Linked DNA regions of Homo sapiens: region 2 is linked to region 1. A link is a contact called in ENCODE Hi-C or POLR2A ChIA-PET data. All regions are on one chromosome and are shown on one strand. The core of a region is the stretch at or near the end of the contact, and the rest is flanking DNA. Distances in the headings are between cores, read along the strand shown. Region 1 holds the start of MSH3 (mutS homolog 3). Region 2 has its middle 98 kb from the start of SSBP2.

Evidence for each region. Hi-C counts contacts between places; a loop is a spot of excess contacts on that map. ChIA-PET counts read pairs that join two places held with the same protein, here RNA polymerase II (POLR2A). Pooled maps may share reads with other maps.
Region 2: a loop to region 1 is called in a map of CD8-positive, alpha-beta T cell, with 14 times the contacts of the local background. The contact joins the enhancer-like site here to the promoter of MSH3 in region 1. A Hi-C loop is called at or near these places in 1 of 168 maps with a recorded cell type or tissue (CD8-positive, alpha-beta T cell) and 6 of 50 pooled maps. POLR2A ChIA-PET finds 5 or more read pairs at or near these places in 2 of 52 experiments (WTC11 and activated B cell).

What each region holds. Positions count from the first base shown.
Region 1 is chr5:80,651,302-80,656,849 of GRCh38, forward strand. It overlaps MSH3 (mutS homolog 3), which reads left to right and starts at 3,351. Exons shown (of 24, transcript NM_002439.5): 1 at 3,351-3,663; 2 at 5,110-5,230. The coding sequence starts at 3,427. DHFR (dihydrofolate reductase) reads right to left here and starts at 3,682. Exons shown (of 6, transcript NM_000791.4): 1 at 3,103-3,682; 2 at 2,707-2,756. The coding sequence starts at 3,188. RefSeq lists silencers at 429-723, 649-943, 3,177-3,786 and an enhancer at 3,204-3,972.
Region 2 is chr5:81,846,642-81,852,189 of GRCh38, forward strand. No RefSeq gene overlaps it. Among named protein-coding and RNA genes, the nearest start is that of SSBP2, 98 kb to the left of the region's middle. RefSeq lists an enhancer at 5,250-5,548 and a silencer at 5,325-5,384. Within about 2 kb of position 3,155, at least 4 of the 41 ENCODE cell types and tissues checked have a DNase peak (open chromatin) inside an H3K27ac peak, as active enhancers do.

The DNA.
Region 1 (5,548 bases), core at 2,101-4,600:
TCGACCCTTAAATTTCATAAGGGTTATCGTAGTTTTCTGAAGTAGAAAATGTAGCCCATTTCTTGCCAGCTCATGGGCTACACCTTGACCTAACATCTTTACGTGGGTACTTGCGCTTACTTTGCAGCCTTCGTCAGGGTTTGCTGAAGATGGCGGTATATAGGCTGAGCAAGAGGTGGTGAGGTTGATCGGGGTTTATCGATTACAGAACAGGCTCCTCTAGAGGGATATGAAGCACCGCCAGGTCCTTTGAGTTTTAAGCTGTGGCTCGTAGTGTTCTGGCGAGCAGTTTTGTTAATTTAACTGTTGAAGTTTAGGGCTAAGCATAGTGGGGTATCTAATCCCAGTTTGGGTCTTAGCTATTGTGTGTTCAGATGCGTTAAAGCCACTTTCGTAGTTTATTTTGTATCAACTGGAGTTTTTTACAACTCAGGTGAATTTTAGCTTTATTGAGGGGAATTGATCTAAAACACTCTTTACGCCGGTTTCTATTGACTTGGGTTAATCGTGTGACCGCGGTGGCTGGCACGAACTTGACGAACCCTAGGGTTAGTATAGCTTAGTTAAACTTTCGTTTATTGCTAAAGGTTTATCACTGCTGTCTCCCGTGGGGGTGTGGCTAGGCTAAGCGTTTTGAGCTGCGTTGCTGCGTGCTTGATACTTGTTCCTTTTGATCGTGGTGATTTAGAGGGTGACTCACCGGGGCAGGGATGCTTGCATGTGTAATCTTACTAAGAGCTAATAGGCTACGACCAAACCTATTTGTTTATGGGGTGGTATGAGCCTGTCGAAACATTTTCAGTGTATTGCTTTGAGGAAGTAAGCTACATAAACCGTATGGGGTGTCTTTGGGGTTTGGTTGGTTCGGGGTATGGGGCTAGCAGCGGTGTATATGTTGAGTAAGGTGGGCAGGGAGTTGCATTGATGGGGTTAGTAGAATGTGAGTTGAGGGAGGATGATGTGTTAGTTGAGGGGTGACTGTTAAAAATGCATACCGCCAAAAGATGAAATTTGAAATCTGGTTAGGCTGATGTTAGGGCTCTTTGTTTTTGGGGTTTGGCAGAGATCTCCTTTAAAAAACTGAACTTAAAAGTCTTACCAAAATTCATACTTATCACTCATTACCTAAATCTAACTATTTTTCCCTTTGGCATTATCCAATTTATATCCAATATTTAGTTTTAATCATTTGCAATTGTGTATGACATAGTAAAGATTCTGGGGAGGCCAAGATGGGCAGATCACGAGGTCAGGAGATCGAGACCATCCTGGCTAACACGGTGAAACCCCGTCTCTACTAAAAATACAAAAAATTAGCCAGGTGTGGTGGCAGGCGTCTGTAGTCCCAGCTACTCAGGAGGCTGAGGCAGAAGAATGGTGTGAACCCGGGAGGCGGAGCTTGCAGTGAGCGGAGATCGCGCCACTGCACTCCAGCCTGGGCGACAGAGCAAGACTCCCTCTTAAAAAAAAAAAAAAAAAAGATTCTGAGTCAAAGTGCTCAAGTTGAATGCATTTTGTCACCCACAAGACAAAACGTGTTAACCCCTTGTGGTTTACTTTATCTATAAAATAGAGATAACAATAGTTCCTGCTTCTAGGGTTGTTGTGGGAATTAAAGACTTAGAATAATGTTCAGCCTCTAATCAGTGCTGTCACAACTGTCTGATACAATTGTATTATATTTGTGTACTTTGTAGATTGATATTAAATCATACTTTTAAAAATAGGTGCTTAATGTTCCACTCAATTACCTTAAAACATGTTTAATTATGTCTCTATCCTACTCTTATAACACTTCTATAAAAACTTTTTACATATAGCGTCCACTTTTGGTTCAGTTTCTTAGGAAAATAACTTTGAGAGTCAGCTATCTGAACCAAAGAAACATTAACATTACCAGACTATATTGGGATTTTTGAGACTGGCTTTTATCAATTCTTTAGCTACGGGCTCTTGTCATCATCTCTACCAGTGACCTAAGTGTCAAACCCAAATGCCTTGTATCTGTCCCATTAAAGAGATGCAGCATCTGCTCCTTTCTTACTGTTTCCATTTCCTCTGCCATGCCTCCTCTTACAACCATAAATATCCAGGTCTCTTAGGTTTTAAACGGGGCATCTCTCAACCCCCACATTCTTTTCCTTGGTTATTCCCTTCCCTCCAACAGTTCAATTCACCTAGATCCCCACGCCTGAAATTATCCTAGATGTCCTAGAGGCGCCTCATCATTACAATGGTACATTATTCTCCACTCCTTTACATGTCACGCCAGCTTTCAAACTGAAAATCTGAGCGTTCATCCCTGGTGCATCACCTTTAAATTCGAGATCTCCAAAATCCAGGGTCATGTAACCTTAAAAAATTTTTACCCTCTCTTCTCCACTGCCCTTGTTCAGGCCTTATCTCTTCCAGCAGCTGTTCCAAAGGCCTACTCTGTTTTCCTTTCGGAGTGCTCACCTCCACCGAAGCCTCCACCCAGCTGCCAATTCTGCCCCATGCCTGATAATTTGCTCGTGCGTTGACATACATAAAATTTCTAAGACAAAAATTTTTTAATAATGGTAAATGAACCTTGGGAACTGCATACAGATCATACAGATCCATAATAAGAGAAAAGGTCCCAGATTAACACGGAAAACTTTCCATTTAACTAACATTTGCACTGGTAAACTTCATCAAGCAAGACCCTACTTAATCCCACATTACCTTCTACTGAAGAGGTTGTGGTCATTCTCTGGAAATATCTGAATTCATTCCTACAAGTTAGAGAAACAGCGTTACTCGAAACATTATCCCTTGGGCTCGAGCTCTAAGGCACCTGACAAACGGAGCGCTGTGGGTAGGGGTGAGGTGTTTTCTCCAGGGCTGGGACTTTGCCCTGGGCGAGGGCGCCGCAGGGCAAAGACCTCACCGGGCAGCAGAATCCGGGCAGAAATCAGCAACTGGGCCTCCCGCGCAGCAGAAAAGGGGAATCCAGTCGGGCCCACCCTTCCTGCCAGCGCAGACCGCAAGTCTGGCCCCATCCTCTCGCCGGGAGTCGGCCACCCCGACCGTGGGCAGCCTGCGCCCGTTTGGGTCCCATCGCCCCGGCCCGGCAGATACCTGAGCGGTGGCCAGGGCAGGTCCCCGTTCTTGCCGATGCCCATGTTCTGGGACACAGCGACGATGCAGTTTAGCGAACCAACCATGACAGCAGCGGGAGGACCTCCGAGCCCGCTCGTTACAGCAGAACGCGCGGTCAAGTTTGGCGCGAAATTGTGGCCGCCCCGCCCCCCTCGTCCCCATTTGTGCAGGCGAGGCCCCGCCCCCCCGCCCCGGCGCACGCAGGGTCGCGGCGTGCTCGCGCCCGCAGACGCCTGGGAACTGCGGCCGCGGGCTCGCGCTCCTCGCCAGGCCCTGCCGCCGGGCTGCCATCCTTGCCCTGCCATGTCTCGCCGGAAGCCTGCGTCGGGCGGCCTCGCTGCCTCCAGCTCAGCCCCTGCGAGGCAAGCGGTTTTGAGCCGATTCTTCCAGTCTACGGGAAGCCTGAAATCCACCTCCTCCTCCACAGGTGCAGCCGACCAGGTGGACCCTGGCGCTGCAGCGGCTGCAGCGGCCGCAGCGGCCGCAGCGCCCCCAGCGCCCCCAGCTCCCGCCTTCCCGCCCCAGCTGCCGCCGCACATAGTAGGTTCTGTCTGGGACTGGGCAGGGCCATCGGGGCTGGGGGGGCGGGGCTTGTGGGTAAGGCGGGCGGAGGCGGGGACCCTCCGCCCGATGATAGGGCTGGAGGAGGAAGGGGCGGGCTGAAGAAGGGGAAGGTGGGAAGAGCCCAGCCGGGGCTACAAATTGGGTGAAGCGCTGAGGTTTTAGTACTTCCGTTTGAGGAGATAGGCAAAGGTTATGCAGGTTTTTAATGGCAGGCCTGAGACAGGAACTCAGGTCTCCTGACTCCCATTCTGATGAGGGGGCTTGTGGGCAAGGGGTGCGTCTTTTAACCTCCATCCTTTTTTTTTTTCCTTGGTGGTCGAAGAGTTTTACTGATTTTTTAAAAAAGTGCTGGATTGGGTGACTAGAAGAAAGCTGCCCTTAGGTCTCCAGTTTTTAAGACTGCAACAGCATGGCTCAATATTTGAAATCACTACGGTTAAAAGCAGTCATATTGTGCAGTTCCCCAGTGAACTCTTTTTGTAGTTTAGATTATAAAGTCTGAAATACAGTTTGGGTGGATAAAGTTTCTTAGGATGGTATAGATGTGACTAATCATGGAGTCCTTCCTGTTGCCATCCTTCAACGCAATAAGTACGTTTGTTTGTTTTTAAACCAGAGATACTGCCACAGGAAAAGCCCAAGGGTGACCCCTCACTTGGGTCACCTGCACAGTATTTTTCAGATTGAGGCTGTGGAAGGGCATTGAAGACTGGTGTTTAGCCACCTACCGTGTTTTAATGTAGGTGGCAGCTTGGGTGCTTCAAAATCTTGTTCCTTTCGTATATATTTCTCCCTTAAAATGATTACTCCTCTTCTGTTTTTTTTGAGGACGAGCTACGTTTTCATGAATTCACCAAAATTTTGCACCCACCATTTAAAGGGTAGCTGGTGAAGGACTTATGTATGCTTTTGGCAAGTTTTCTGCCAAGAAAAAATTCATAATCTTGTCACATCTTTAGTGATGAACATAAACCTTTTAAACAGGAAACACTTAAATTGCAGTGAACATGTCAAAAATGATACTGTTCTTTTATTACCTATCTTTTCCCCTCTGTGCCTTTGCTACATAACTGTTTATTTCTTAGAGGTATTTTATTTAGCATATGTAAGTAGGGTGATTCAAGTTTTATAATTAGAGAAAGCTGAAGGCTCATTGAATCAAGACCGGTAGCAGCCTTGGTTTCAATTAATTCTAAACACGGCTTGAGTTGCTGAGGCTCCTGACTATCAGACTCTACCTTGTCTTTTATGGTGTTAAAAACAGTTCACCCATAGGGTTTTCCAGAGCTAAAAGTAGAGGATTCTTTGAAGAGTGGATGGCAAGGAACCTTGTCATTCAGTTGTAAGGTTTAAATTGCTTCACATACGTCAGGCCTTCTCAGAGTAGAGATAACACATCATTTTCTAACCTTCCCGATATAGGCTACAGAAATTGACAGAAGAAAGAAGAGACCATTGGAAAATGATGGGCCTGTTAAAAAGAAAGTAAAGAAAGTCCAACAAAAGGAAGGAGGAAGTGATCTGGGAATGTCTGGCAACTCTGGTGAGTTGTGGGGGATTCTTTTTTCTCCTCAGTCATGGCTCTGGTATTCTGGAATTCTCCAGAGGGCAGAAGAGCGTATTAGAATTGTGTCTTTTTTCTTTGTGGAGAAAGGTCCCTTTTGTTCCTGAGCAGAGTGGCCCCCTATAGGTGATGGTGATGTGTATAGGAGGTTAAGGGGATGGTAGAGCTACAATTCTGCAATTTAGCTGTAGTTCTCCCAACTTTCTCCTTTATTCCTTCTAGCTATTTTTGTCCTGGTTATAAAATTAAAACATTCTTGCTACAGAAATTTCAAACAGTACAGAAATGTGGAAGGTA
Region 2 (5,548 bases), core at 1,905-4,404, 1.2 Mb after region 1:
TCACAAGCAAGATCTTACAGCTTTCTTTAATTGTCATGTCTGCAATAAATCCTGTGAAGAGATAATAACTTTGTTTCTTTGTGAAAAATGGCCCTGTAAAGAAAGTCAACTGTTAGTGCTTGTGTTGAAAAGTGATGGCATTTATTAATTTGCATGATTATATTTAGATAATTACATGATTAGATTAATATTTAGAGTACAATTAGGTGCACAATGTTGACGGCTGCTTGATATACTTAGAAATTTGGAGGGTCTCTGTGTACAGAGACATTTCTCTATAGCCTGGCACATGTCTTCTTGGAAAATGGATGGCAAGAAAACTTCCGGCTTTACCTGTTGGTTACGGAAAAAAAGAATATTTTATATTACTGTGATCTTTTGGGAGGCAGGCATCTTTAGTAAACCAAATGTTCTGTGTCACTGCTAGGGTCTGAAATTGCTGTTTGGCAACAAAAGCTCTCTCGGGTCAGGGAAGCAGTTGCTTTCCCCTAAATTTTTCTTTTAAAAAATCCTCTGCAGTTGACCTCATTGTTCACCATTCTGCAGATGAGAAAGGACTCAATTGTTTTCAGCTGAGAGTTCCACATAGCAATCACAATAATGCCAGAATCATACAAACCACTGAATTAAGGTGGCTCCCCAACCCGCTATCACCAGGCTGTTGACAGGCGAAGAGCTGAAGCCATCTTTGATATATATTTCCCATCCTCTCTTCCCTGGAATGTTATTAGGCACATTAGGTTCTAACTGGAGCACTAATCATTGAATCATTTATTATTCTGCACATGCCCCTTACTGGTAGTCAGTGAAACTCAGATGAGAATACCCCACCCAGGATTTGATTGTGATGACACATGGCAAGATGTCAAGCATCTCCAGAGGCCTTAGATGTTTGGCCTATTGCCATTTGAGAAATGGCCTCTGATTTTCATTTAGACTTCATGAGGATGTTGCAAAAAATTGTTCTTATAACTGGTGCTATCTGTAATTCTTAATGGTAGTCTTGGAAATGTGGTAGCATTGTACAGTTGGGCTTATAGTCTCTGAAGAATCTTTGCTGTCTCAGAAGAACTCAAGGAAACTGAATTTCCAGACCTGGCAAAGATCCATTTTTTAAAACTGCTTGTTTAGCCTTGTTGCCTTGAGTCAAATAAAGCAAGTTACTTTATGAAGCATGAACAATGGCAGAAACATATCATTAAAATGTTAATTTAATTTGACTTGTTGAGGTAAGAATTCAGACAGTTTGGTTTACCGAAAAGAGACTGGGATTAGTGGTACTGTTGTTGATCTGGAATGAATCTGGTCATGTGAATGAGAGTTCTAAGGCAAAGAGAATGGGTGTAGTTATGAAGACTTTCTACCTTTGCTGTAGGTTCAGGACTAAAGTATAAAATGTGCTTTCTTCAGTTGTTCATTTTGTACTTTTGACACACATTAAATCCACTTTTAAGAGGTAGGTAAATTTAATATGTATTTGGCTGATAAGTTTAAATTTGTGATCATATGTTTTTCATTTATTCCTCCCTTTTCCTCACTTCTCTGAACCAAAATGGGATGAAGGTCTCATTCTCAAATGCTGTGATCTTGTTTTGCAAATCACCAACGGGTCCATCGTATAAGTTAAAACTTTGCAGGCCCAGGTGTCACAAGAGTATTCTTTTCTATTTGCCAAGATAAAATCCCGACTTATGGCTTGGGACCATATTGTAAAATGTAAATAACATTTTAATGAGTACTATAGAGGAAGACTTTGCTGGGCCAGTTGCCCACCACTGAAGGGCTGGATTTAAGTGTACCTTGGGTTATAATGAAACTAGTTTGGTGGTCTTAGCCTCCCTAGTAGACATTTTCCCACATTAGAAAACCAGCACAGGATTTCATGCAATTCCGTACAAAGGACAATTGCAGTTCTGCTCAAAACCAGAACTGGAGTGTGGATGGGGTAACTAGAGGAGAAGCTAGAGGAGGAAGAACAACAGGGAGCCTTTCAATCCAAAGTTAAACTCCTGCCTAGATTTAGGAGGAAAAGGGAAGGGGAAAAATAATTGCATATGTATTTTTATTTCTGTCCACATTCTGTAATCTCAAATACCATCTGAAGATATCTTCTCCTTTCCATTTCCTGCACTGTCCATGTTCTTGACTCTGTGAGAATATGTATTTCAAAAACTTTGACTAAAAGCATTGTGTTAACCTCTCTATACTAGTAACTCCAGCTCCTGGAGCTGTAGGACTCAACACCCACATCTCAACTAGATTCCATAGAAATTGTATTCATGTGTTTCTTACCTCTCCTGATTCCAAATTCATCTTTTCTAACTAGCTGCATCTCACTTGTCCCTTAACCAAGGTGCCGTCCCAGTTCCCATAGGGGGCCCTTTGTAATGACAGGTACACACCTTCATCTCTTAGTTTTTGCACTAGTCTATATGGAAGTTAATGCCTAATCATATACATTTGATACTCTATTACTGTTCTAATTGACTGACTGAAAGTATAAGCCAACCTTTTAAAGCTAGAGGAAGAAAACCCCAAGCGTAAGATGCTACACTCCTGACCTCACTATACTTCAACGAAAGAGAATTATTCAGTCCTTTTTCTCTTTGGAAAAAGACTCTGGCTCTAAATCCCTTAATGATTCTACCTGATTTAAATCTGACTATAATCCTGCATGGTAAATTAAGATTCTGCACCTTTTCACCCTTGCTTTTGGAATAATGTGTCTAACCCAACACCTGCCTAAAGAGATCAGATCCTCTAAATGATCCAAAGCCATTCTGCTTGGGAATGGAAACCGTAGCATCAGCTCCAAGAGAAGCAAATGGTGCTAACTCCCTCTGACTCGGACAGTGCTTCCACTCATGGGGGCTTCATAAGTGGTTGCATTTAGAGACCCGCTCCCTGAAAAAAAGGATATCTGTTTCTTCCAATTGCATGTGGAGTTCCCTGAACAGTCATTACAGGTCTCTTCCAGCATCCCCTTCCCTTCAATGTCCCCCACCCCCATTCCCACTCCCAGTAAAATTAGACAAGCCTATATTCTACTTAGAGGAAGAAGGTATTGTCCCTGGGAGGTTCCCAGGTCCCCAGCCATTAGAAGAAATCTCCAGGTCTGTCTCAGCACAGTACTTCCCTGTAGCAGGATAATGTGCCCTTCCTGGAGCTGGGCCGACTTTGCCCTAAGGTTACATTTCTACACAAAGAAGCCTTTAAGGGTGCTGTTGCAGGCCTCCACACTGGAGGTTTATATCTGTCAATCTTAGAAAAAAAGGAGGCTGTAATAAAACTGCAGGAGCCAGCAGTGGGGGATTACAACTCCAGGATCAGAGGAGGTCTGCCTCACAGCCCCGCTAGATGCTGAGATTGGCCTCTCTGAGGATGGAGAACAATAAAGCGGAAGGAATTTAAGTCAATTGGCTGCTGGATTGCATTAGCAGGACTCAGAGAAGGGGCACTTGCTGAGGGTGGTGCCTGGATTCTTGGCCGCTGCCCTTGTGCCAACCAAGCTGGGAGATCCAGAGTCTGAGGGAATGAGAAAAGTTCACCCAAGTCCAACAAGTTGGGGAGGCCTGTGGCATGCAGACACCCAAATTGGAGACTGTGTGTGCTGCAGCCATTGCAGCTCCAAGTGTAATTTAGTTGATTTACAGTTAATATGAGCAAATATTAATTAAGGTTTCAGTGAGTGACCATGATAGGCAGAAAAACAGGAAATACATCAGAAGGTGTGCTGGAACACTTTGCAAAGAAAACAGGAGGAAAAGCAAAAGTAGTGGCCTCTGGGAGCTGGGCAAAGAGAGTATTGGGGGAGTCTGAAAGTGGACCTGCCTGGTGGAAGGCATGCAGGTGGGGGAGGTGGAGTAGAGAATAGAGAAGAGAATAGCTGAGACTAGAGAGGACATCACTGACACCTGCCCAGCAGCTCTGCAGCCTTGAATTTGGCAGTGTGGTCCTGATGCCTGCATGGAAGGCTTGTTGGACCCAGCTTGAGAGCTTCCTAAAATATCCTTGGGCCTGATGCAATATCACTTTGTGATGGCACTGCATTGCGATGTGGTGACAGGATAACCTGGTGGTGGAGAGGGAAGGCCTTTTATGTCTTCATATGATTTCATCTGAGAGAGGCCAAATGAGCCCGGCACTCCCAAAGGAGAATGGGTGGGTTGGAAGAGTGGTTAAGCTCTCTGATGTGGAAGGAATAGAGTTCCCGTCCACCCACCCCCACGACAGAGGGCTAGATGCCTGGGAGATGCTCAGTTAGGAGAGGGAAACTCTGGAGGACAATCCCAAGGGGCCTCTCAGCAGTTCACAGGGGCTCTAAAACGCTAAGGGGAGGAAGAGCAGTGTTAACATCAGCCTTCACCTGGAGAAGGCAGCACAAAGAACAGGGCAGCTTCCCCCTAGAATATGCCCTCTGAGTAAGGGAAAAGGAGTTGGATTGGGAAAGGAGAGACGACACAGGCCTAGTGTGGAGAAAGCCACCAGGAGCTCCAGCACTCTCCAAGGTTTGGCCTAGGTCATCTCCAAATAAAAACAGTTTGCCTAGCTCTAGGCAAGCCCTTGTTCTGCATAATGATTTGAATTTTGAAATGTGACTTAAACCTTGCAAAGGAATGCAACTCTTTTCTCCCTCCCCCAGGCCATTCTATCTTTCTTAGAGGGCCAGAGGTGGATCAGAGGGAGGAAGGTTTAAAATTTTAGCCCCTTTACCAAAACATGGAAAGTGTCAACCACTAAGTCTCCCGCCATCCCCGCCCCCAATGCTCAAAGTGTTCAAAACTAAAAGCTACAGCATCTTTTCAGCAAGTAATCAGCACAAGTTGAAAGGCACATGCTGTTGCATTTCTGATCAGATTGTATGTTAAGCAGGAAAATATACCCCCACCCCAACCCTTTTTGGCTAAATGCATGTCTGTTTAAAGAAGCCACCAGGCAGTGCCTCTCACTTTGTCTTGGCAGGGCACAACCATCAGACGAAGTGGGAGGAAGAAACATTAACTTCAACAGCTGTTTCTTGACCCCGGCTGTCAGTCTTCCCAAGAATAAATTTTGGAGAGTCCTATTTGAAACAAAGAGGGAGTTTTGGGGGAGAGAAAAGTTGGTTGGTTCCAGGGCGACCGCCCAAAGAAGCAGGGAACAAGATGTTTGCAGTTACCACGCAGCCTGCAAGCCTCTGCCGGGTGCAGGGATGGAGCAAAGTAACTTGAAAGCTCCCCTCTCGGCGCCCTGTGCCTGCAGCTTCCCCCCCTAACGCGCGCCCAGATCCAGCGCCGGTGGTAGGAGCCGTAGCTCGACTACAGTAATTCCCCAGCTCGGGCGGCTTGAAACTGCTCGGGCTGAATAGCATTTGCTGTTCCGTCCTGCGGCCGCCTCCCGCCGCGGCTGCCGCGCTCCCTGCAAAGCAGCTCTCATTATCCCGGAAGTTGTGCTGACACAGTCTCGCTGCCACCAGAAGTTTGTCAACATCAAACTTCTCCTGTGTGGGGTACGTTCACCTTCCACGAGTATTTAATCGAGCCAACAAGCAAACAAACAAACCCAAATA